Regions from separate parts of the Homo sapiens genome. Here region 2 is linked to region 1. The links are chromatin loops, found by intact Hi-C in ENCODE. Cell type or tissue: pancreas. All regions are shown on one strand. Links, peaks and the distances in the headings refer to the core of each region. The heading gives the core; the rest is flanking DNA.

Region 1 (8,000 bases), core at 1-8,000:
CTGGAGGAATTGGAAGAGCATGAACTGTTTTTCTCTGATTTTGAATTTCTTTTTACTCCAAAGAGTACAGGGGCTCAGGTCCAGGTGGCAGGGGATATGCTACCCAACTCAACTGAGCGGGCCATCACTATTGCTGGCATTCCACAATCCATCATTGAGTGTGTCAAACAGATCTGCGTGGTCATGTTGGAGGTAAGCCCTCAGGCTCATGCTGAAAATGGGGGGAGGGCCATTCTGGGGACAGAGGGACTGATCTATATTTAGTAAGACTAGAATTAAGTGAGGCTGTTAAGGCTTCCAGTGGGGGTGGGGCTAAAAGGTTCCCTGAGTTCATATTTTCCTTCCCCTAGCTTTGACTTTTCTTATGGTCTGTGAGCAAAAATAGAAACTGCTAAGCAGCAGTGATCTTTTGGTTCACAGCAGTTGTAGCAGAGTCGGGGAGAAGATGCACTGCATGGACTAAGGAGGCCAGAGATTTATTTGAGTTCCTGAGTAGCTGAGTTAAATTACTTTTTGAATTACTGTATTTTGGTTACATGGAAATTTGACATGTTCTTTAACAACTTGTCACTTTGTAGGAGGGTATTCAAAGTGTTACATAGAGTAGAAAAATGTATGTATGATGATGTTTCCGAATGACTTACAAGGTCCTGATTATACACTATTATTCTATTAAAAGAATAGCAAAATTCAGGAAAATTAAGCCTTTTCAGATTTGTGATATGGAGTTGGTTTCATTGGTGAGAAATGAAACGAATTTTTTCGTGTGTGTGTGTGTGTGACGGGTTCACTTTGTCACCCAGACTGGAGTGCAGTGGTGCAGTATCGGCTCACTGCAACCTCTGCCTATCAGGCTTAAGCGATCCTCTCACCTGTCTCCCCAGTAGCTTGGTCTACAGGCATGCGCCACCACACCTGGCTAATTTTTTTTATTTTTTGTAGAGACGGGATTTTGCCATGTTGCCCAGGCTGGTCTTGAACTCCTGAGCTCAAGCCATCCACCCGCCTCAGCCTTCCAAAGTACTGGTATTACCAGCATGAGCCGATGCACCCAACCTGGAAACTGGAATTTTCAAGTAGAGATTAGAAAAACCTTGATTGAGCCTTTGAACTATTTATAGATAGTGTCTGTATTATTCTAGACATAACACTTGAGTACTTTATTTGCAGTTTTGACCTTATTTCCTATTCAGGCCAAAAAAATGTGAGATACTAAAAATTATCAACAAAAATATACGTTTAACAGTTTTTCATGTCCATTAAATTTATCTAAAATTTTGGAAATAGTGCCGAAGATTATTACATGGACATCTCCCTTGATGAGAATCAGTTTGAATTGTGTAGTCCTTGGACTTACTGCATTAAAGGCAAATAACTTTCAGTAGATAAATTGAGATTAGATCTAGCCAGAGACAATTTGGTAGGTAAGGGGATGGAAATAGTTTTTAATTTAACTGACCTGTGTGAGCTAAAGCCACACAGCTGAAGCAGCTTTGAAACCTTATCTCTTTTTGTTTTTTTCCCCTCTGACTCTCTCCCAGTCCCCCCCGAAGGGCGTGACCATCCCGTACCGGCCCAAGCCGTCCAGCTCTCCGGTCATCTTTGCAGGTGGTCAGGTAAGAAAATTCTCATTTGTGGGCTAGAATGAACAGAGATTATATTTGAAATGTCAACTTTGCCAGCATCACACCAAGCCACTCTGCATGCTTGCTGAAACCTATACTCTGGCCATAGTTTGACCGGCTTTTAGTTTTATTTTTGTACTGGAGAAAGCTGAATGCCTTAATTTTTAGCAGGCAATGGAAGTTTTGTAGGCACTCGGAAGAGGTAACTTACTTGTGGGTTGGGTTAGAATATAAGAGTTGAATTGACTTACTGTCTCTACTTCTCTCCCTGTCCCCACCCCATCCATGTTTTATGTGTGTGGGGTGATATTTAGAGGTCTAAATAAAAGGTAGCAAAGAGTTGGACCTCTGAAGGAGATTCTGGATGGTGGTCTCAAAATTTGGGGGTCCTGAATTTGAGTGTCCTACAAACTTCCCCTTCCCTCCACCTCACCTCCCCTACTCCTACCCCTTCACTCCCAAACTCCAGTGTGTTGTCCCCTAGGCTCTTAACCTCATAAACACTGGTTTGAACCCACATGGCATAACTGAAATCAGCTGGGGTAAGAGTTCAGTGTGCAAGAATAGAAGGGGGGTGAGCATGTTGGGCTGTGGTGCCGTGACCTTTGGTGTTAGAGTAAGAACACCAAAGCACCACCGTGGCCTCTCTGCTCCTTCCTCATCAACCTAAACTCTTGATCTTTGGCACGTGGACTATTCTGAAGTTAGATTATTATGACAGAAGCATTGAAGGACCATGGTAGTCCTATGCTCTGATTGTATTTGAGGAGTAGGTAGATCAGGTTTTAAAATACAGTTGGCCCTTTGTGGGTTCCACCTTCAACCTACCTCAGATCAAAAGTATTCAGGGAAAAAAATGGGTGGTTGTATCTGTACTGAACATGTACAGGCTTTGTTTTGTCATTAAACAATAGAGTATAACAAGTATTTACATAGTATTTACATTGTATTAGGTATTATAAGTAACCTAGAGATGATTAAAATATGTGGGAGGATATGCTTAGGTTATATGCAAGTACTATACCATTTTATGTAAAAGACTTGAATATCCATGGATATTTGTTTCTATGGGGGGAATCCTAGGACTAATCTCCCACCAATAACGTAGGGACACCTAGGGACAACTGCATTGGGATTCAGGTTGAAATAGTGACTGATTTTGGTAGCTGCCTAAGCAAGTGCGTTGCTCAAAACACCTTTTCCCACTTGGGGCTGGTCTGTTACAAGCATATTTAGTTAACTAGTTCCATCTTACCTGCGTTTGATCTGGGAGCCATTTAGAGGGCAAGCATAAACTTGGGAGTCCATCTCTTTCACATTGTGTTGAATTGGCATAAAAATGAACAAGTTTTTAGAGGTTTAGTTTGTCGTGTAGTTATGAGAGGTTTCACAGGAAGGTCGGTTATGTCACAGTGTTAACCTTGAGTCAGTTTAGTACCTTGCTTTTAGAAAAGTACAAACTGGTTTGTTCAAAGGGCTCTCAGTCTAGTTAGTCAGAGTTGGGCAGGATAAGCAAAGGCCCAGAGTCAGTGTCGCCAGAAGGATTTAGCCTTAGGAGTTTTTCTTTCCCAGGAACTCCAGGTTCCTGCTCTTCTGGATTCTCCCACTCCCCCTTTGGAATAGAGTCCCATACTGGGTGGCAGCAATCCTCTGTACTTAAAATTCTTCCTTCACTTCCTTTTTTTTCCACTCCCCATCACACCTCCCCCTTCATACCTCTTTGCTTCCCTACCCACCCTCCCTCCCTCCCTCCCCTTTATTTAGTTGATGACCACCGTCTAAAAATTTGCAGCTTCTTCTATGAGTGGCCCTGTCATGGATTGTTCCCACAGGCCTTTTTAAATATACAATGTCCACAGATGGACCTGTGTCTTTTGTTCCTTTGTGGCAAAGTGGGCTCTGTAGGGGTTCAACTTAATCCCACACTGACCAGGAGCTGGCATCAGCTCTGTTGCCCCACCCCTTCATTCTTATTGAAAATAGCCCAATTGTGCAGTGTGAAATCTGCCACTAGGTAACTTTTTTTTTTAATTCACTGATTACAGCTCGTTTCAAATTGTGTCTGAGCTCCTTTTTAAAGGAAAAAGGAAAAAAATAAACAACTTTTTTTGTGTGAATTTCATGCTGGTGACAAGGTGCCGGATTGACAGCCCTGGAGACTGAAATCCTCTATTTATCCACAGGACAGGTACAGCACAGGCAGCGACAGTGCGAGCTTTCCCCACACCACCCCGTCCATGTGCCTCAACCCTGACCTGGAGGGACCACCTCTAGAGGTGAGAGGGGATGTTCAGTCTCCAAGGCTCACTCAATCCTTCCGCCTCAGCCGAGACTGCCAACACACGGGGGGCCAGTGGCGCTGGTGATTTTTGGTGCTGTGGACACCACCTGTCCACGGGGACCTGGACTGACCCCCCCAACCTCATTTCACCCAGGCCGCGTAGCCCACCAGATGGTAACACCAACTTTTTTTTTTTTTTTAATTTTTTTTTTGTTCAACCCCTCTTCCCCTCTCCCACTCCTCCCACCCCATTTTCACCTTCCTTCCACCCCCACCTGGGTGTACTTTTGGGGGTACTGGCCACTGTGATGTGAGAAACTTCACATCCTGTTAACCAGCCACTCCTTCCATCCCCTCCCTCCCTGTTCCCTTTTCCTTTCCTCCTTTTCCCTACCCCATTGCCCTGAAGACCCAGCTCCCTTTTTGGGAGGTTATGTTGTGGGGGGGAGGAGGGCATAGTGGGAGCTGCAAATGCCTATGGAGGGGAGGTGGGAGAAGACAGGAATTAGAACCCAGTGGTTTTTGTTTACCTGTGATCAGCTCCCTACTGTTAGGGACTCAGCTAGCATCCAGTGTTCTTAAGGTCTTTAGGCAGATAGAGAAATAAGTTGGAGAAAGGGAAGTGTTTTAAAACATACCATGTAGGTTTGTGCAGTTAGAGATCTTCCACATCACCACAATTGGTAGAAGGGTTGGGGTGGTGAGGGAAGAGATCATTATTCCTCCTAGGCTATCTTGTATACAGGGAGGAAGAGTGGGGCTTGGTCAGTCGAGGCATTGCTAATCTCACTTCCCACATTTTCATTAAGAAACAGTTATGTATATTTTGCCTTTGATTGCAGGGAACTTGGCTACCTTTATAGGATTCCCCGGAACAAAGTCATATTTAGGGTTCAAAGAAGGCCAATTTGGGTCTGACCATATTTGTGAGATTCCATCTACTGCCTCAATCTCTGGCCTCCCCCATTCTCTAGTTCAACTCTGGCTTCCTGGCTAGTTGAAATGTCTTTTTCCCCCCACTGGGTGGCTGTCCGTGATTGGTTTTTAATAGGAACTGTTTTCCTCCTTTTGTAGGCCTATACCATTCAAGGACAGTATGCCATTCCACAGCCAGATGTAAGTTTTGTTTTCACTTCTTGTTTTGAAAAGCTCCCTCTCCCATCCAAAATTGTCTCACTCCTCTCTCCCAAGTAGCCAGAAGTGAGTTGGGTCTTCAGCATTTGCAGTATTAAGTTGTTTTCTTCACAAGGTCAATCCCATATTTTAGCCCTTTAATCAGGGTAATGCCTTGTTTGCCTTTTAACATTTAACCCCTGAAATTTAATTCAGCACATTAGCTTCTCCTTTCCCCCTGTGTTTCAGATTACCCTGTTTCTAAAAGGGAAATGTTCCATGGTATACTGTGATTTGTTATCTCAGGGCATAGTTTAAATTGACATTGGGACTGTGCTTCCTTGCATGCAGTTCTCTTTTCCATGAGGGTAATGGGAGGTTGGGTTTGCCCTTGGGAACTCCTCAATCTGAGATGACAATTTGAAAAGTATTTGGAGGGATGGGGAAGGGGCTTATGTTACACAGAGAGGGATAGGAACCTGAACATTTCAGAATTCAACTCAAACCTTTCTTGCTGCTAAAACCTCCTATTTAAAAGTGCCGGTATTTAGACTTCAAGGGCATTTTTTTCTGCACTTTTCTTTTATCCTTACTAACCTTTTCAGGTGCTGAGCATTATTAGACTTGGGAAGTTGAGTTTCGGTCTTGGTTAGTGGTAGGCCCCAGGAGAGAGGGAAGTAGACGTGAAGAAGGATTATTTTATGACAGTCAGGACAGTTTATATAGATGAATAAAAATAGCTGTAGTAGTCAGTGGTGGCGGTGATGGGACTAAACCCAGTATGGTTTCTTCACCTCTCTCCTCCTTGCAGTCTCCCTGCCCCCCTCATCTCCTTCCCTCTCCCCAATACTGATGAAACCCTGCATGGTGTGTTTTCCCTAGCACCACTGCACAGTTTGTTTACCTAGCCTGTCTGTGCTTGTCCCTGCGGCAACTGTTGCAATGGCTGCAAACTACCTTCATTAAGTAGCCTCCAAGGGGGATGGTCGTTGGGCAAGTGCTGTTGCTTTTCTATTCCCACACCCAAAAGGCATTCATTCTCTTCCAGGCACCCATTCTATTTCTAACCCTTACCCTTCATATTCTGCCAATCCCCAGGATTGTGATGCAAGCCCCATCCCTACCCTCTGTTGTAGTTTGAGTAGTAGAGTCAATTTTGGGAATCAGGACCTGCATTTTCAAATTCGAATGTGCTTGAGCCCTGGCTCTGTTAAATCTTCTAATGCCAACCTCCTGTTTCCTCCTTGCAGTTGACCAAGCTGCACCAGTTGGCAATGCAACAGTCTCATTTTCCCATGACGCATGGCAACACCGGATTCAGTGGTATGGATACCTCAGTGTTTATTTCTGTAAGGTGTAGTGCAAGAGAGAGGCCAGTCCCAAGGTCTCAGCTTGACATCTGTTTAAAACAAACTTCGTTATCCAGCATCCTGCTGGTTTAAACTTGCCTGTCTACTATGGCTAAGCCCAAGGAGGTAATGTGTTTGTTAACGTGGTTTTCATTTGGGGTCAGTTATTCTAAAAGAAAAAAAAAGCCCTGGAAGGTTTGGGGGTGAGGTTTGGGGATGCTTGTCAGGCAAAGGGTAGGCTGATATTTCTTTGAGCCCATCCTGACTGCTGCCCCCTTGATCTGATCAGCACCCCCTTTCTCTCCACCAGCAATTCACAGGCTTGGGTAGAGACCATCCATTTGTGCCAAATTGTGTAGTGTTTTTTTTGTTTTTGTTTTTGTTTTTATTTTGTTTCGTTTTTGGGGCTTTTCTGTATAAGGAATAACTTGTCCGATAGGGTTAGGATGAGACCACCAAACTCATTTTCACTTGTATCTTAACAGGCATTGAATCCAGCTCTCCAGAGGTGAAAGGCTATTGGGGTAATGATTAAAAAAAAAAAAATCTGTAGTATTCTACTGTTATATTAATAAACTGGTGGGAGTCTTGTTTCACTGCCCATGAACCATACCAGCAACATGCACATGGCAGAGAGGAGCTGAGAGAGCAAAGGGGTGGGCCTGGAGCCCCCGAGGGTCCCTTGATGGATCTGGCCAACCCCCTTCTAAAAATGATGAGACAGCAGCCATAGCTGAGATCAGGACTAAGCTTGAGTGTTAGCCAGCTGGCCTGGTTCAGTCCAGGTGTTGTTAAAGATGGGTACGGGTATTTGCTGATGGGATTTTTTTTTCTTTCTTTTTCTTTGGAAAACAAAATGAAAGCCAGAACAAAATTATTGAACAAAAGACAGGGACTAAATCTGGAGAAATGAAGTCCCCTCACCTGACTGCCATTTCATTCTATCTGACCTTCCAGTCTAGGTTAGGAGAATAGGGGGTGGAGGGGATTAATCTGATACAGGTATATTTAAAGCAACTCTGCATGTGTGCCAGAAGTCCATGGTACCCATTAACAGGCATAATATTGGCACTGGTGCTAGTGAGCATCAGGTGAGATACAATTTGGAACACAACAGGAAAGGGGTAGAAGTACAGAAGGACTTGTTTAGACATTGGTCCTTTTTGAGGATACCACACTCCCTTGCCCTTGCTTCCATCCCCCATCCCTAATAGGCTGGGCTTTGCAGGAAATGGCATGAAATCAGCTCTTCTGAGTGTACAGAAGAACCTTTCGAGCATTATTTCTACACCCTTCTCCCCCACTCTTTCCTCTTTGGAGGCTTCCAAGTTAGTGATGAATCCCAACAGCTAATGATGCTGGGTTTCCAGTTTATTTCCTTCTGTTAGTTTAATGTGCAAGTCAGTGAGGTTTTGAATGCTGTGCATTGAATTTGCTTGCTCTCTTCTGTCTTTTAGCAGGTTTGGATGCATCTGCTCAGACTACTTCTCATGAACTCACCATTCCAAACGATGTAAGTGTAGTTAGGTTGCATGGGATGAAAATAAGAAAATAGACTGTAAAGAAATAGATGTCGTTTCAGCAGTGTCCTGCTACCCTTTTTTTTTTTTTTTTTTTAAACAGCCCAGGCTG
Region 2 (16,301 bases), core at 2,500-10,499, 440 kb before region 1:
ACTCCTGACCTCATGACCCACCTGCCTCAGCCTCCCAAAGTGCTGGGATTACAGGCATGAGCCACTGCACCCGGCCAAAACAGGAAATTTTATATAGGTCGTACTTCCCATAGGTGTTGGTATCTGAAGTACAAATTCATGGACAGTGCTGTAGGAAAAGATTTTTGTTGTGATATTTTTGTTTGTTTGTTTTCAGATGGAGTCTCACTCTGTCGCCCAGGTTGTAGTGCAGTGGCACAATATCTTGGCCCACTGCAACTGCCGCCTCCCGGTTCAATAGATTGTCCTGTCTCAGCCTCCCAAGTAGATGGGATTACTGGCACATGCCACCACACCTGGCTAATTTTTGTATTTTTAGTAGAGACAGGGTTTCACCATAATGGTCAGGCTGGTCTCAAACCTGACCTCAGGTGATCACCCACCTTGGCCTCCCGAAGTGTTGGGATTATAGGTGTGAGCCACCGAGCCAGGCCTGTTGTTGTTTTTAAGGGAGGATAGACCATGCAGAAAAATACTCAACTTCAAACTCACCACTAGGAATACAAGAGTTGTCAGTAGTGGTTAAATATACCTGGAGTAAGAGGGACCCAGGTTTGAATCCTAGCTTTACCGTCTGTGACCTTGGGCAAATTACTGTCTGAAATCTGAGTTTGCTTTTCTGTAGAATGGGGGACAACCTCACAGGACTGTTAAAAAGATAAGATGGGATATAATGAATATAAAGTAGCTGGCACACAGTAATATTCCATAAAGAGTTGTATTTATGGAATAATATTTCTTTGCTTACATAAAGATTAAGGTGTCATAATTAATCTCAGAAGCTTCTCTTCGTAAAGTGCCCTTATTACTGAACCCCCACTTTTTTTGGTCTGGTTTTCTTGTATAGCATGTTTAATATTTGGCAATTAACATGGGTCCTCTTGTTCTATGACAGTAGTGAGAGAAGTTTCTTCTAATTTCTTACATTCATTCCTCTATCCTAGTTTCGACCACTTGGCACAGTAACGATGACGATGTGTATAGGGCGCCTCCAATTGACCGTTCCATCCTTCCCACTGCTCCACGGGCTGCTCGGGAACCCAATATCGACCGGAGCCGTCTTCCCAAATCGCCACCCTACACTGCTTTTCTAGGAAACCTACCCTATGATGTTACAGAAGAGTCAATTAAGGAATTCTTTCGAGGATTAAATGTAAGTGTAAAAGTTGTAATAATTAACTAGATATTGAGGATAATGTCTAAAAAAGACTAATTGTGGAATGGGCAGTTGCTGTTGAAAAAACAACTAGAAATATAATTTAAGGCCGGGAATGGTGGCTCACGCCTGTAATCCCAGCACTCTGGGAGTCTGAGGCGGGTGGATCATTTGAGGTCAGGAATTCGAGTCCAGCCTGGCTAACGTGGTGAGACCCTGTCTCTACTAAGAATACAAAAATTAGCTGGGCGTGGTGGTACACGTCTGTAATCCCAGCTACTTGGGAGGCTGAGGTAGGAGAATTGCTTGAACCTGGAAGACGGAGGTTGTGGTGAGCCGAGATTGCGCCATTGCACTCCAGCCTGGGCAACAAGAGTGAAACACCATCTCAAAGAAAAAAAATAAAATCAAAATTATATATATATATATTTTTTTTTTTTCTTTTTTTTTTTTTTTTTTTTTTTTGAGACAGAGTCTCATTCTGTCATCCAGGCTGGAGTACAGTGGATTACATGCCCAGCTAATTTTTTGTATTTAGTAGAGATAGGGTTGCACTATGTTGGTCAGGCTGGTCTTGAACTCCTGACCTCAGAGGATCCACCTGCTTCGGCCTCCCAAAGTGCTGGGACTACAGGCATGAGCCACTGCACCTGGCCTGAATTAATCTTTTTTTTTTTTTTTTTAGAGTTAAATTCATACAGTTCAAAATTCAGAAGGTATAATAGGGCATTTAGTAAAGTTTCTACTATCCCTCTGCATCAGTTTTCCTCCTGAGACAACCATGTTCTTGTGTATTCAGAAAAATTCATGCACATACAGTAATGCTTTTGTAGTCCTCTCAAAAAATGACAAATGAAGAAGAATGCTGGGAAACTTTGTTGTTGATTCTTATTCCTTCAGATCAGTGCAGTGCGTTTACCACGTGAACCCAGCAATCCAGAGAGGTTGAAAGGTTTTGGTTATGCTGAATTTGAGGACCTGGATTCCCTGCTCAGTGCCCTGAGTCTCAATGAAGAGGTAAAGAAAATAAGAGTGGGGATATGAGGGGTGTAAGTTCACAAATCTCATGTTTATTGATCAAACTGGTATTTTTTAGGTTGAGAGGCTCACTTCAAAGATTCCCATATCTACAAATAAAGGCCTGCATTATTTAACAGTGTATCACTTAACATCGAACATCTAGCAAGTCACACTTCAGCAAATTCAGTAGGCCCCAATAATTTAGATAGGTACTTAGGTGGAAAGTTGTGGAAGAAACCCACCACACACCAGGTCTCTAATTAAGTCTTACACTGATTTACCCACAGTGTTGCCTCAACTCTTATGGCATTGCTTTTTCAAAGTAATCTGGCCTGATAAAGGCAAATAGAAAAATCAAGTTTGTTTAGTATTAAAGGCATATCTCATTTTCAGGGAAGTGTTGTAATGGTATATTTGTTCATTTAAGAGGATTTGGAAACATTTCCTACAAAGGAATATTTTACAGGAGAGTGACAATAAATATCTAGTCCTTCTGCTTGTCAACACTGCCCACAAAGGTTTTCCTGTCCCAGGACTTGAGGGGCTTATATCTCAGAAGAAAAAAGACTTTTTTCCTCCTTTAACTCCAAAAACACCTTATTGTTTATTGATAAGGCAATTTCTAGTGCCATTTGTGCCATATTTCTGTAGTCCTATTTTGCCATATGACATGATTGAAATCAACACCTCTTAGAAATAGTTTTGCTGCCTCATAATTGATTACCATCATGATAACCTGTAGTCAGTGTGAAATAGAGATAAAAATTAATGTACTTAGTTAAATGCATATGAAGGTCTAATCTTGTTCCAGAGTTACTCTTACTGGATTATTTTTAGATTTTTATTAACATTACTGGTCTCTAACTTTACTCAGTCTGGATAAGAAAAAGAATACCATGCAATTGTTAACTATTTGATGTTTACTAGATTAACTATTAATATATTGTTGTGGTCCATAGTTAAGAGTTACTTTGTTACTAGAGATTTCATTATAGTGGTGTTTAATATAGTTTTGGGTATTTTTAACTAAAAATCATTGTTATCCTTCAACTGTAGATTCTACTATGAAATGAGGAAAAATCAGCAATAGAATTAATTGGGTTCAAAGTATATAAATAATGATGTGGGAAAGGGAAGTCAGAGGGTATCTCTGGAAGAACTGATTTATCTGAAGGTAATACTGAGTGAAAGAACCTAAGATTGTAGACAAAGCATGCTTTATGCAATTTTGCTGGTACATAGTAGTAGTAGAGGCTCTATAAATGTGTTGGGTGTTTTTGTTTTTAAGAGACAGTGTCTCGCTATATTGCCCAGGCTGGATTTGAACTCCTGGGCTTAAGTGATCCTCCAGCCTCAGCCTCCCAAATAGCTGAGACTGTAGGTACATGCCACTGCACCTGGCTTCTATAAATTTTGATAAATAATTGTTGTGGCACCAAATATGCCTTTTATTCAGCTAGTTATGTGAGAATTATTTTTAATTTACTACACTTGACAAATTACCTTGGATAGTTAAAAAGTTAATTCTATTCTGTGAAATTAAGCTTTGTAAAAATAGTATAATTGACCTAATATTCAAGGCCAGCTTAAATTTGTTTAACTTTTAAGTCTTTTAAAGGACTCTTTAGCCCACAAATTGGAGTGTTAGCTAGATTACAGTGTTTTCCTTTATCTTCCTTCCCCTAGTGCTTCTGCTATGCCCAGACGTTCAAGGTCACTCAAGGGATTTGTGCATAATGGGGCAAAAGGTTGGTTAATATGGTCCTATGCTCTCAGTCTCTAGGTAACAGGAGAATTCGAGTGGACGTTGCTGATCAAGCACAGGATAAAGGTAAGGAAACTGGTAGAGATTTCTGTTTGGTAATGGTCCCAGGATGACACCAAGCCATCCTTTCCCAGAAAATTTGAATAGGGGTAGTGGTGGGCCTGCCTGAATCTACAGTAACAGTTTTCAATCAGTTTTGCCCCACAGGGGACTTCTGGCAATGTTTGAAGACATTGTAGTTGTCACAATTGGAGGGAGTGCTGCTGACATAAGTAGAATCCAGGGGTTAATTCTATAGGGAATAGGACAGTCCCCATCAACAAAGAATTATGCAGCCCAAAATGCATGTCAAGATTGAGAAGACTGATTGATCTAGATGAACATTAAATAGATGATAAATAGATTAGCTGCCTAACAGCACGTTGGTCACAAAGGGGACCTAATTTGTATATGTTTCAGGGACTCCTGGCCCATACAGAATTTGAGATAGCTAAGCATTAAACCAATAGGAAAAAACGGGAGGAAAAGAGCCACCTGGGGTTGAATTGGAGCATGTACTTATGGGGCCTGAGGTAACTGGGATGACAGTGTGACGTGAAAGTGAAAAATAGGGTAAAATGGGGGTTTTCTATGTGTGAGAAATATTGGGCAAAGTTTTTATGAGATAACTTACGGTTTTTGTTTTAATGTATCTGTAGACAGGGATGATCGTTCTTTTGGCCGTGATAGAAATCGGGATTCTGACAAAACAGATACAGACTGGAGGGCTCGTCCTGCTACAGACAGCTTTGATGACTACCCACCTAGAAGAGGTGATGATAGCTTTGGAGACAGTAAGTTTGTTTTTATGAAGTTAGCTTCCTCTGTGCTTTGGGAGGCTATTTAGTAATAGGACAAATGTGTTACAGATGATCAGATCACATTAACAGATAGAAGGAGGAAAGCAGATTAAGAAAAATTTTGGATAGTATCTGAAAGAACTGATAGATGCAGGAAACGAATTTGATAAATTAATAATTTTTTTTGAAAACTTAACCAAACAAAGGGACAGACATTTCTCTTTTTTTGGAGACAATTGTTTATAAAGAAACCCAAACTGGGCATGGTGGCTATAATCCCAACGCTTTGGGAGGTCAAGGCAGGTGGATTGCTTAAGGCCAGGAGTTTGAGAGCAGCCTGGGCGACAAAACAAGACCCTGTCTACCAAAAAGAAAAAGAAAAAGCTGACGTGGTGGTACGCACCTGCAGTCCTAGCTGTTCAGCAAGCTGAGGCAAGAGGACTCCTTGAGCCCAGGAGGTCTAGACTGGGTGACAGAGCGAGACCCTGTCTCAAAAAAAAAAATCCAACAGATTCTACAAAGTGAGCTATTTGAAATAAGAGTTCAGCATGATTGCTGAGTGAAGAGCAGCATACAAAGATCAGTTGCATTACTTTTTGATATATATATATATTTTTGAGACGGAGTCTCGCTGTGTCGCCCAGGCTGGAGTGCAGTGGCGTGACCTTGGCTCACTGCAACCTCCACCTCCTGGATTCAAGTGATTCTCCTGCCTCAGCCTCCCAAGTAGCTGGGACTACAGGCGCGCGCCACCACACCCAGCTAATTTTTGTATTTTTAGTAGAGATGGGGTTTCACCATGTTGGCCAGGATAGTCTTGATCTCTTGACCTCATGATCCGCCCGCCTTGGCCTCCCAAAGTGCTGGGATTACAGGCGTGAGCCACTGCGCCTGGCCCATCAGTTGCATTACTATATGCTTGTAGCAAACAATTAAAATGTAAAATTTTTTTTTTTTTTTTTTTTTTGAGACAGAGTTTCGCTCTTGTTGCCCAGGCCGGAGTGCAATGGCATGATCTCAGGTCACCTCAACCTCCGCCTCCTAGGTTCAAGCGATTCTCCTGCCTCAGCCTCCCGAGTAGCTGGGATTACAGGCATGTGCCACCATGCCTGGCTAATTTTGTATTCTTAGTAGAGATGGGGTTTCTCCATGTTGGTCAGGCTGGTCTCGAACTCCTGACCTCAGGTGATCCTCCTGCTTCAGCCTCCCAAAGTGCTGGGATTACAGGCATGAGCCACTGCACCTGGCCTAAAATGTAACTTTCTAAAATAAAAATATTGATTCACTTTAAAAATACTCAAGATATAGCAGTGAACAAAGATACAGCAGTGTAATTTTTTTCTAATAAAAATTGATTCACTTAAATGCTCAAGATACAGCAGTGAACAAAAACAAGAAAATCCTGTCTTTATTGGGCATACATTATTATAGTGGAGGGAAGAGACAGTGTGTGAATAATTAAACAGTTGGGGTGCGGAAAGATAGGTGAGTGGGAAATATCATGGGGTAGGAGTAGAGATTAATTACATACATCACTTTAACAAAGACCTTTATGGGGAAAATTATGCAACTTTATTAAAATACACAAAAGTAGACCACACTATTTTTAAAATGGAAAGAAGCTACTACCTAGTAAAAATAAATAAATAGTGGTTTGTCTGTAATCAAATACTTAATAGCATAACAACAGGGATAAAATTCAAAACCTGTTACATTAAGGGGAAAAAAATTGTGTATAAATTTGAAAACAATACCATGTAGTATTAATGCATAAGTTGTAAAATTATAAAGCTACGCATGGTAATTTAACCACCCTTTTAATTGTTGGTGGGGATAGGGAAAATTCTGTTTTTAGTCTGTAACATATTTCTTTTAAACAAAAAACAAACATGGCAAAATATGACATTCACTAAACCTAAGTAATAGGTTCATAAGTTTGTTATAATGGTGTCTTTACTTTTCTGTATGTTTGAAATAGTTTAAGTAAAAACAGACCAACTTAAATTTACAAGCTCTTTGTTTTGTTTTGTTTTGTTTTGTTTTGACACAGTCTCTCTGTGTTGCCCAGACTGGAGTGCAGTGGCAATCTTGGCTCACTGCAACCTCTGCCTGCCAGGTTCAGGGTGTTCCTCATGCCTCAGCCTCCTGAGTAGCTGGGATTACAGATGCGCACCACCACACCTGGCTAATTTTTGTATTTTTTAGTAGAGATGGGGTTTCACCACGTTGGCCAGCTGGTCTCTAACTCCTTACCTCAGATGATCTGCCTGCCTTGACCTCCCAAAATGCTGGGATTACAGGTGTGAGCCAGCGCTCCCAGCACAAGCATTTTAATTTTGTGAGGTACCTTTTGAGCTTTGTACTAAATATAATTGGGGAAGCAGTAAGGGATATGTATAATTCCTTTTAGAGGAGAGTCCTTAACCTTTTAAGATGTAGAAGGAAGAAGAATGGGTCATAGGTCTGAAAGAAGGATAAATCAGCAAGTTTATATCTGACTTTTTACATGACTTTGTGACACAGCAAAGCCTTGGGGAGAACTATGTGAGGTGATTAACTTCAGCATTTATGCAAGAGATTCTATTGTTAACAGGAAGAAATGGCTCTTGAAAGAAAAAGCAGACAATCAGACCAAGGGTCCTGTTTTGAGTCCAGGGGCATGACTTTTCTCACCTGAAACCTTGAATTTAGAGCAAGCAGAATGGATAACGAGTGAGTGTGCTGTTGTTATCCAAAGCTGCCCCAAAGTCAACTTAGTTAACCTGAATTAAAGATCCAGAGACTCCTGTCCCAAGCATTAGGCCAAAAAGAGAACCCCGAGGGGTGTTGGGGGGTATTACACTCAGTATTCCTATGAAATGTCAGTAATAGCATGTGCTGCTTTTCTCCAGCATGGATCTATGCTTTCTCAGGAAACACAAGCTTATCATAATTTCAGTATTACCCAAATAAAATTAAGTGTAAATCGCATCTCCAGAAATTAAAACCACATTTCAAAATAAACACAGGGCTGATTTTCTTATATGTGTCCTGTTTTAGATCATTTCTATAATCATTTTACTAACATTAGCATGTTCTTTAATATATAAAGTTTATAATACCAGGAAATGTTATGTCTGGTCAGTAAAAATTATGTGGTTTCCAAAATGAAATCATTATTTAAAAGACAGCAGCCACAAGAAAAAGATCCCTGGCCGGGCATGGTGGCTCACGCCTGTAATCCCAGCACTTTGGGAGGCGGAGGCGGGCGGATCATGAGGTCAGGAGATTGAGACCATCCTGGCTAACACGGTGAAACCCTGTCCCTACTAAAAATACAAAAAAAAAATTAGCCGGACACGTGTAACCTCAGCTACTGGGGAGGCTGAGGCAAGAGAATCGCTTGGACCCGGGAGGTGGAGGTTGCAGTGAGCCCGCGATTGTGCCACTGCACTCCAGCTTGGGCGACAGAGTGAGACTCCGTCTCAAAAAAAAAAGAGAAAGAAAAAGATCCCTGTTTGTCCCCCATACATAAATTATCAGCTCTTAAAACGTGTAGGTTGTTTTAGTTAGTTAATTTATATTTAGAAATTCAGATTTTTTTTTTAACTTTAAAATCTGGGTTGCCAGCTTCTCTCAGAAAATTGGAAGATCCTAGCAACAGTCAGCTGGAGCTAAATAGCAGCTATCCCTTTTACAAACAACATAACGCTACCCACAGTTTGCTATCTGAGCTACTACGTTTCTTTATACAGATTTCTAGTATTTAGGGTCCTCTGATACTGAAATGCACATGTGTGTGTAAAATATAGTTTATAACATAAACAACATTGCAATGAATGTCTTTGTACATGTATCTTTATCACACATCCAATTATTTCCTCAGTGAATTTCAAGAAATTAAATTGTTGGTCAAGAAGGGTATACATGACTTCAAATCTTTTCATGCATAGTTCTAATACAACTTTCAGTATTTATACTAATTTATTGATTTATTTATTTATTTTGAGAGGAAGTCTCACTCTGTCACCCAGGCTGGAGTGCCTTGGCACAATCTTGGATCATTGCAACCTCTGCCTCCCTGGCTCAAGTGATCCTTCCACCTCATCCTCCCAAGTAGCTGGGACCACAGGCCTGCACCACCATGCCCGGCTAATTTTTTGTATATTTGATAGAGTTGTGGTTTCACCATGTTGCCCAGGCTGGTCTCAAACCCCTGAGCTCAGGCAATCCACCAACCTCAACCTCCCAAAGTGTATTTGTACCATTTAAAATTATGATCAGCAGTGCAGAAATTGATTTAAGCTCCTAAAATTCAATAGAAAATTATGTCCTGTTAGTCATATGTTGCATATATTGTTTCTCATTTTGTTTGCCTCTTAAAGTGATCTTTGAGGCTGGGTGTTACGGCTCAGGCCTATAATCCCAGCACTTTGGGAGACCAAGGCTGGAGGATTGCTTAAGCCCGGGAGTCCAAGACCAGCCTGGGCAGCAGAGAGAGACTGTCTCTCAAAAAAAAAAAAAATTTTTTTTTTTTTTTTTTTTGAGACATAGTCTCACTCTCTCGCCAGGCTGGAGTGCGGGGGCATGATCTCAGCGCAACCTCCGCCTCCCGGGTTCACACCATTCTCTTGTCTCATCCTCCCAAGTAGCTGGGACTGCAGGTGTGCGTCACCACGCCCAGCTAATTTTTGTATCCTTAGTAGAGACGGGGTTTCACCATGTTGGCCAGGATGGTCTCGATCTCTTGAACTCGTGATCTGCCCACCTCGGGCTCCCAAAGTGCTGCTGGGATTACAGGCATGAGCCACCGTGACCAGCTAAAAAAATTTTTTTAATTAAAAAATAAGTGGTCTTTGGGATCAAACATGGGAGATTCCCAACTGTATTGTTTTAGTGTCTTGTGCTTTGTTTTGTTTTTTGTTTTTGCATGTAAACCTCTTCTCCTTCTGGAAATTCATTATGGAATATTTAGGGATTTTTTAATTTCCAACCCACCCTTCCCAAATTATTAGCTGAGCAACAATTATTTCACCAGGGAAACTTTTTGAAGAAATCAGATAGAAAATTTAAATAAACAGATTCTTCCAAATTGGACTGATAGCTTACCGTGTTTCTATTAATGGTGTCAGAGAAAAGGGGATGGTGTTACTTGTCTGTTTCCTCTAGAGTATCGAGATCGTTATGATTCAGACCGGTATCGGGATGGGTATCGGGATGGGTATCGGGATGGCCCACGCCGGGATATGGATCGATATGGTGGCCGGGATCGCTATGATGACCGAGGCAGCAGAGACTATGATAGAGGTAATTGTAAAACATGTCGAATTGCTCTTTCAGTAACTTTGCCTTTTTTTTTTCCCCCTCCGCTGTGATGATTATAATTTGGGATATATTTACAGGCTATGATTCCCGGATAGGCAGTGGCAGAAGAGCATTTGGCAGTGGGTATCGCAGGGATGATGACTACAGAGGAGGCGGGGACCGCTATGAAGACCGATATGACAGACGGGATGATCGGTCGTGGAGCTCCAGAGATGATTACTCTCGGGATGATTATAGGCGTGATGATAGAGGTAATAGTTTTCTTTTTACGTACTTCATGGAGCAGAAACTGGGAAAACTACGGAAAATTTGTGATTGTGTTACGAACTACTGAGTTGGGCACAAATATAATTTGCACATTGTACAGGAAGCAGCAAAGCATAGTAGAAAGAGCATTGGCTGGCCAGGTGTGGGCAGATCACAAGGTCAGGAGATCGAGACCATCCTGGCTAATGGTGAAACCCCGTCTCTACCAGGTGTGGTGGCAGACACCTGTAGTCCCAGCTACTAGGGAGGCTGAGAGAGAAGAATGGTGGGAACCCGGGAGGCAGAGCTTGCAGTGAGTGGAGATGGCGCCGCTGCACTCCAGCCTGGGTGACAGAGTGAGACTCCCCATCTCAAAAAAAAAAAAAAAGCATTGGCTAAGGATGACATCAGTGGAAACACAGCAGTCGAATTGTTTTCATCTCATATGCCTTCACAGATAGATTTTTCAGTTAAAATTTATTGAATAAACAGTAGAAATGGAAAAAAAAGTTGCCAGATACTGTTATGTTGTGATCTCAGTAAATTACACTTAAAACAGATGGTTTTAGCTCCATTTTCCAAGTAAGGGAAATGAAATTCAGATTAAACATAGTCCTGTAGCCCATAATTGGTACTATGGGGTTAAAAACGAAGCATTAAGGCCAGGTGCAGTGGCTCACACCTGTAATCTCAGCACTTTGGAAGGCCAAGGTGGGCAGATCATTTGAGGTCAAGAGTTCGAGACCAGCCTAGCCAACATGGTGAAACCCCGTCTGTACTAAAAATACAAAAATTAGGTGGCCGTAGTGGCACATACCTATCATCCCAGCTACTCGGGTGGCTGAGGCAGGAGAATTGCTTGAGCCCAGAGGCAGAGGTTGCAGCGAGCTGAGATCGCACCACTGCACTCCAGCCTGGGCGACAGTGAGACTGTCTCAAAAAAAAAAAAGGATTGCTTTCTGTACCATTATACCACAATAATTGATGTTCATTAATTATAAAGGTGAGATTTTGGTGCACCTATTCTAAAATTATGCCCCTAATACTATAAGATATAAAATGTAAACTGTGTTACAAATCTAACCTGTTATAAAATACTAATAAATGGCCACCATTTGTGTTCTAACTTCAGTGATGTCATATAAAAGGTTATGGTATCTGGCCCAGAATTTTTTCTATCCTTTTTTTATTTTATTTTTTTTTTTTTGAGACGGAGTCTTGCTCTGTTTGTTGCCAGGCTGGAGTGCAGTGGCATGATCTCAGCTCACTGCAACCTTTGCGTCCTAGGTTCAAGCAATTCTCTTGCCTCAGCCTCCCGAGTAGCTGGGACTACAGGTGCACGCCACCATGCCCAGCTAATTTTTGTAGTTTTAGTAGAGACAGGGTTTCACCATGTTGGCCAGGCTGGTCTCAATCTCTTGACCTCGTGATCCGCCTGCCTTGGCCTCCCAAAGTGTTGGGATTACAGGCATGAGCCACCGTGCCCGGCCAAATTTTTCCTATCTTTAACATCTTTGTGTTAGTCCTAAACTTTGTGGCAATGGCTTTATATCCATCATCTCCTGTGATTCCCCAAGAAAGGAAAATCGATCTGGACAACTAATAAAACACAGTGAGATGACAGAATTCATCAGAGCCATATGGCAATTCTATTGCAGTGAGGTCTTTCCTTCTCCCTCAGAAAATGGTGAAGTCTTTACTCCTTCCTCAAAATAATAATAATAATTCAATGTTTGTTTTTTTTAAAAAAAACTTAGGCCAGCCATGGTGGCTCACATTTGTGATTCCAGCACTTTGAGAGGCCAAGGCAGGAGGATCACTTGAGTCCAGGAGTTCAAGACAAGCCCTGGCAACATAGTGAGACCCCATCTCTGCAAAAAATACAAAAGTTAGCTGAGCGTGGTAGCATGTGCCTGTAGTCCCCGTGTCTTAGGAGACTGAGGTAGGAGGGTCGCTTGAGCCTGGGAGGTCAAGGCTGCAGTTAGCCAAGGTCTCATTTCAGCTTGGGCAACATAGTGAGACCCCATCTCTGCAAAAAATATAAAAGTTAGCTGAGCGTGGTAGCATGTGCCTGTAGTCCCCGTGTCTTAGGAGACTGAGGTAGGAGGGTCGCTTGAGCCTGGGAGGTCAAGGCTGCAGTTAGCCAAGGTCTCATTTCAGCTTGGGCAACATAGTGAGACCCCATCTAAAAAATAATAAAATAGGAAATAGGTTTTAAAAAATTATATTCTTTTTTTTTTTTTTTTTTTTTTTTTGAGACGGAGTCTCTCTCTAGTTGCCCAGGCTAGAGTGCAATGGCGCGATCTCGGCTCACTGCAACCTCTGCCTCCCAGGTTCAAGTGATTCTCCTGCCTCAGCTTCCCAAGTAGCTGGGCTTGCCACCACGCCCGGCTAATTTTTGTATTTTTAGTAGAGACGGGGTTGCACCATGTTGGCCAGGATGGTCTGGATCTCTTGACCTTGTGATTCGCCCGCCTCGGCCTCCCAAAGTGCTGGGATTACAGGCGTGGGCCACTGCGCCCAGTGAAAAAACTACGTTCTTAAAAGCGATTTCCTCAAGCAAGAAGCCTAAAAATAATAGCTAACATTTATTAACCATTTACTCTGTTCCATCAGTGAGCTGAGGGCTTGTACAAGTATTGTTTAATTCTAAGACTTCTGTGTGGTATAGGTAAAATTACAAGTTAGAAAAGTGGAGGCTCAGATGTGGGCCTCATGTTCTCCTTGACTTCTGACCTTTTCCTCTCTCACACTGTCCCTTACCTCCCCACCAAGAGCTGCATACCTAATTTTTTATTTCTCTTCTTGCTCTTACCCCCCCATTCCCTCTAAGATTTGCCCTCTTGTCTCTAGTTGCTGCTGCTACCTTCGTTGAGGCCTCATTGCTGCACCCACGTTACTGGCCATTGCCTCCTAACAGAGTTCCCTTTCTTGCTCCGTTCTTCACATTGGCCCCAGTTGTCAGTTGTCTTTCTGGCATAAGATCTAATTACCTTATTCTCCTGTTTAGACCTGTCTAGTTTCCCCATGGCCTGGAACATAGCCCTTTCTCTATACCTCTGACATACACGGGCCTTCACTGTTTGCCCAGCCTTTACTTTTTTCTTCTTGAGACAGGATCTCACTCTGTCGCCCAGGCTAGAATTGCTGTGACATAATCATGGTTAACTGTAGCCTCAGCCTTCTGAGCTCAAGTGATCCTCCTTCCTCATCCTCCCCAGTAGCTGGGACTAGAGGTGCGTGCCATATGCCTGGCTAATTTTGATATTTTTTCTAAAGATGGGGTTTCTCCACATTGCCCAGGCTGGTTTTAAACTTCCAAGTTCAAGTGATCCACTTGCCCTCGGCCTACCAAAGTGCTGGGATTACAGGCGTGAGCCACTGTGCCCGGCTGCGTTCTTTTATTAATATCTTAAATGAGCTACTTTTTCTGAGCCCCTATTTTATCTTACAAAAGTGACGGGGCTATAACACAGATTTAAAATATGTTTAGGAACATATATAAACTGTCGGCTTAAAGCCCTCGTAGAAAATTTAGATCTTGTTAAACAGTACCCTCTATCTACAGGTACTATGTGCATATGTAGTAAAAGTATAAAATCAAGTGTGGGCATGATGAAGTCACCATCTAGTGGTTATTTAGAGGACAGAGTACAGCTGGTCATGTCATCAGGAGGTTTTACCTCTTTGTTAAGGTTACATTACTTAAGCCAGGTGATTGTATACATAGGCTTTCTTTATATTCTCTGTATCTTTTGTATATCCAAAATATTTAGGACAAACAATCATTTTTAGAAATTTAACTTCCTTGAAACACTTAGGTTTCTCTTGAAAGTGTTCTGACAACTTGAATTGAGGAAGAAATCAGACTGCCTGCCTTAAGAGTTTATTTGTTCAGTGTTACATGCTTTGCCCCATGAACCACCTGCCAAATTTATATTATACACAGAGACAAGGGTATAAGATCTAGAGTCTTCCTGGCTGGGCGTGGTGGCTCACATCTGTAACAGCACTTTGGGAAGCCAAGGCAAGCGGATCACTTGAGGTCGGGAGTTCAAGACCAGCCTGGCCAACATGGTGAAGCCCCATCTCTACTAAAAATACAAAAATTAGTTGGGCATGGTGCCACGTGCCTATACTCCCAGCTACTGAGGAAGCTGAGGCAGGAAAATCAGGGAGGCAGAGGTTGCAGTGAGTTGAGATCACACCACTGCCCTCCAGCCTGGGTGACAGAGCGAGACTGTCTCAAAAAAAATAAAGAACTAGAATCTTCCCTATCATATTGTATTAGTTCTTAACATGCAGATTTCGGAGCAAGATACTTTCATCCAGTAGTTTAATGATGGTCAAAAATTTCTTCCCATATAAAAGAAGTCTTGATAGATTATTAATTTATTACTTAAATGTTTACCATTTTTAGTCTTTCCTGTGGTCTTGTACTACATCATGGATGTGGTAGAAGAGTAATTGAACTTGGGTTTTTTTGTTTTTTTTTTTTTTTGAGATGGAGTTTGGCACTTGTTGCCCAGTTTGGAGTGCAGTGGTGTGTTCTCAGCTCACTGCAACCTCCGCCTCCCCGGTGGGTTCAAGCGATTCTCCTGCCTCAGTCTCCTGAGTAGCTGGGACTACAGGCATGTGCCACCACTCCTGGCTAATTTTGTATTTTTAGTAGAGATGGGGTTTCTCCATATTGGTCAGGCTGGTCTCGAACTCCTGATCTCAGGTGATCCGCCCGCCTCAGCCCCCCAAAGTGCTGGGATTACAGGCGTGAGCCATTGCGCCCGGCCAGAACTTGGTTATTTATGCCACCTATTTTTATTTTTATTTATTTTTATTTATTTATTTTAGGCGTAGTTTTGCTTTTGTTTTCCAGCCTGGAGGGCTGGAGTGCAGTGGTGCGATCCTGGCTCACCACAACCTCTGCCTCCCAGGTTCAAGCGATTCTCCTGCCTCAGCCTCCCGAGTAGCTGGGATTATAGGCATGCACCACCATGCCTGGCTAATTTTTTATTTTTACTAGAGACGGGGTTTCTCCATGTTGGTTGTGTTGGTCTCGAACTCCCGACCCCAGGTGATCCACCCGCCTCGGCCTCCCAAAGTATCGGGATTACAGACGTGAGCCACCACGCCCAGCCTGAGCTACCTATTTTCTTTTTTTTTTTTCTTTTTTTTATTTTTGAGACGGAGCCTTGCTCTGTCACCAGGCTGAAGTGCAGTAGCTCGATCTTGGCTCACTGCAACCTCTGCCTCCCAGGTTCAAGCAATTCTCTTGCCTCAGCCTCCTGAGTAGCTGGGACTACAGGTGCGCGCCCCAACGCCCAGCTAATTTTTGTATTTTTAGTAGAGACGGGGTTTCACCATGTTGTCCAGGATAGTCTCGATCTCTTGGCCTTGTGATCCACCCGCCTCGGCCTCCCAAAGTGCTGGGATTACAGGCGTGAGCCACCATGCCCAGCCTAAACTACCTGTTTTCTAATGATCTATTTGCCTTCTGTGGATTGGTTAGGCCACTAACTTGAATCTCATGTAGCATTTCATAGGAGTTATATCTGAGAAATCTGGCTTTCAGCCATCAGCTTCTGGTGATTGGAAAACTATTACTTAAAGTTTCATTTAACTTAGGTCCCCCCCAAAGACCCAAACTGAATCTAAAGCCTCGGAGTACTCCTAAGGAAGATGATTCCTCTGCTAGTACCTCCCAGTCCACTCGAGCTGCTTCTATCTTTGGAGGGGCAAAGCCTGTTGACACAGCTGCTAGAGAAAGAGAAGTAGAAGAACGGCTACAGAAGGAACAAGAGAAGTTGCAGCGTCAGCTGGATGAGCCAAAACTAGAACGACGGCCTCGGGAGAGGTGTGTTGTCTTGATGGATATCCCATCTAGGAATCCGGTGGTTCGTAATGGGGGCATTACATCCCCAGGGGCATTTGGGAA

Evidence for each region. A loop is a pair of places that touch in the nucleus more often than their neighbours do. Peaks named below come from ENCODE experiments on the same cell type or tissue, not always from the same donor. Only the 100,000 strongest peaks of a DNase experiment are listed, where the experiment ranks them.
Region 2: it touches region 1 in a loop (5-fold over the local background); 2 of 110 quality-filtered maps call a loop at or near these places.

What each region holds. Positions count from the first base shown.
Region 1 is chr12:53,460,952-53,468,951 of GRCh38, forward strand. It overlaps PCBP2 (poly(rC) binding protein 2), which reads left to right. Exons shown (of 15, transcript NM_031989.5): 7 at 64-192; 8 at 1,542-1,616; 9 at 3,809-3,901; 10 at 4,981-5,022; 11 at 6,270-6,342; 12 at 6,854-6,892; 13 at 7,826-7,881. PCBP2-OT1 (PCBP2 overlapping transcript 1) reads left to right here and starts at 3,517. Exons shown (of 1, transcript NR_109828.1): 1 at 3,517-4,106. In pancreas, for the core only: no CTCF peak of the experiment used is centred there; no DNase peak of the experiment used is centred there.
Region 2 is chr12:53,017,815-53,034,115 of GRCh38, forward strand. EIF4B (eukaryotic translation initiation factor 4B) reads left to right here. Exons shown (of 15, transcript NM_001417.7): 3 at 984-1,192; 4 at 2,096-2,212; 5 at 3,992-4,046; 6 at 4,679-4,813; 7 at 9,968-10,105; 8 at 10,201-10,374; 9 at 15,992-16,220. Among named protein-coding and RNA genes, the nearest start is that of EIF4B, 20 kb to the left of the region's middle. In pancreas, for the core only: no CTCF peak of the experiment used is centred there; no DNase peak of the experiment used is centred there.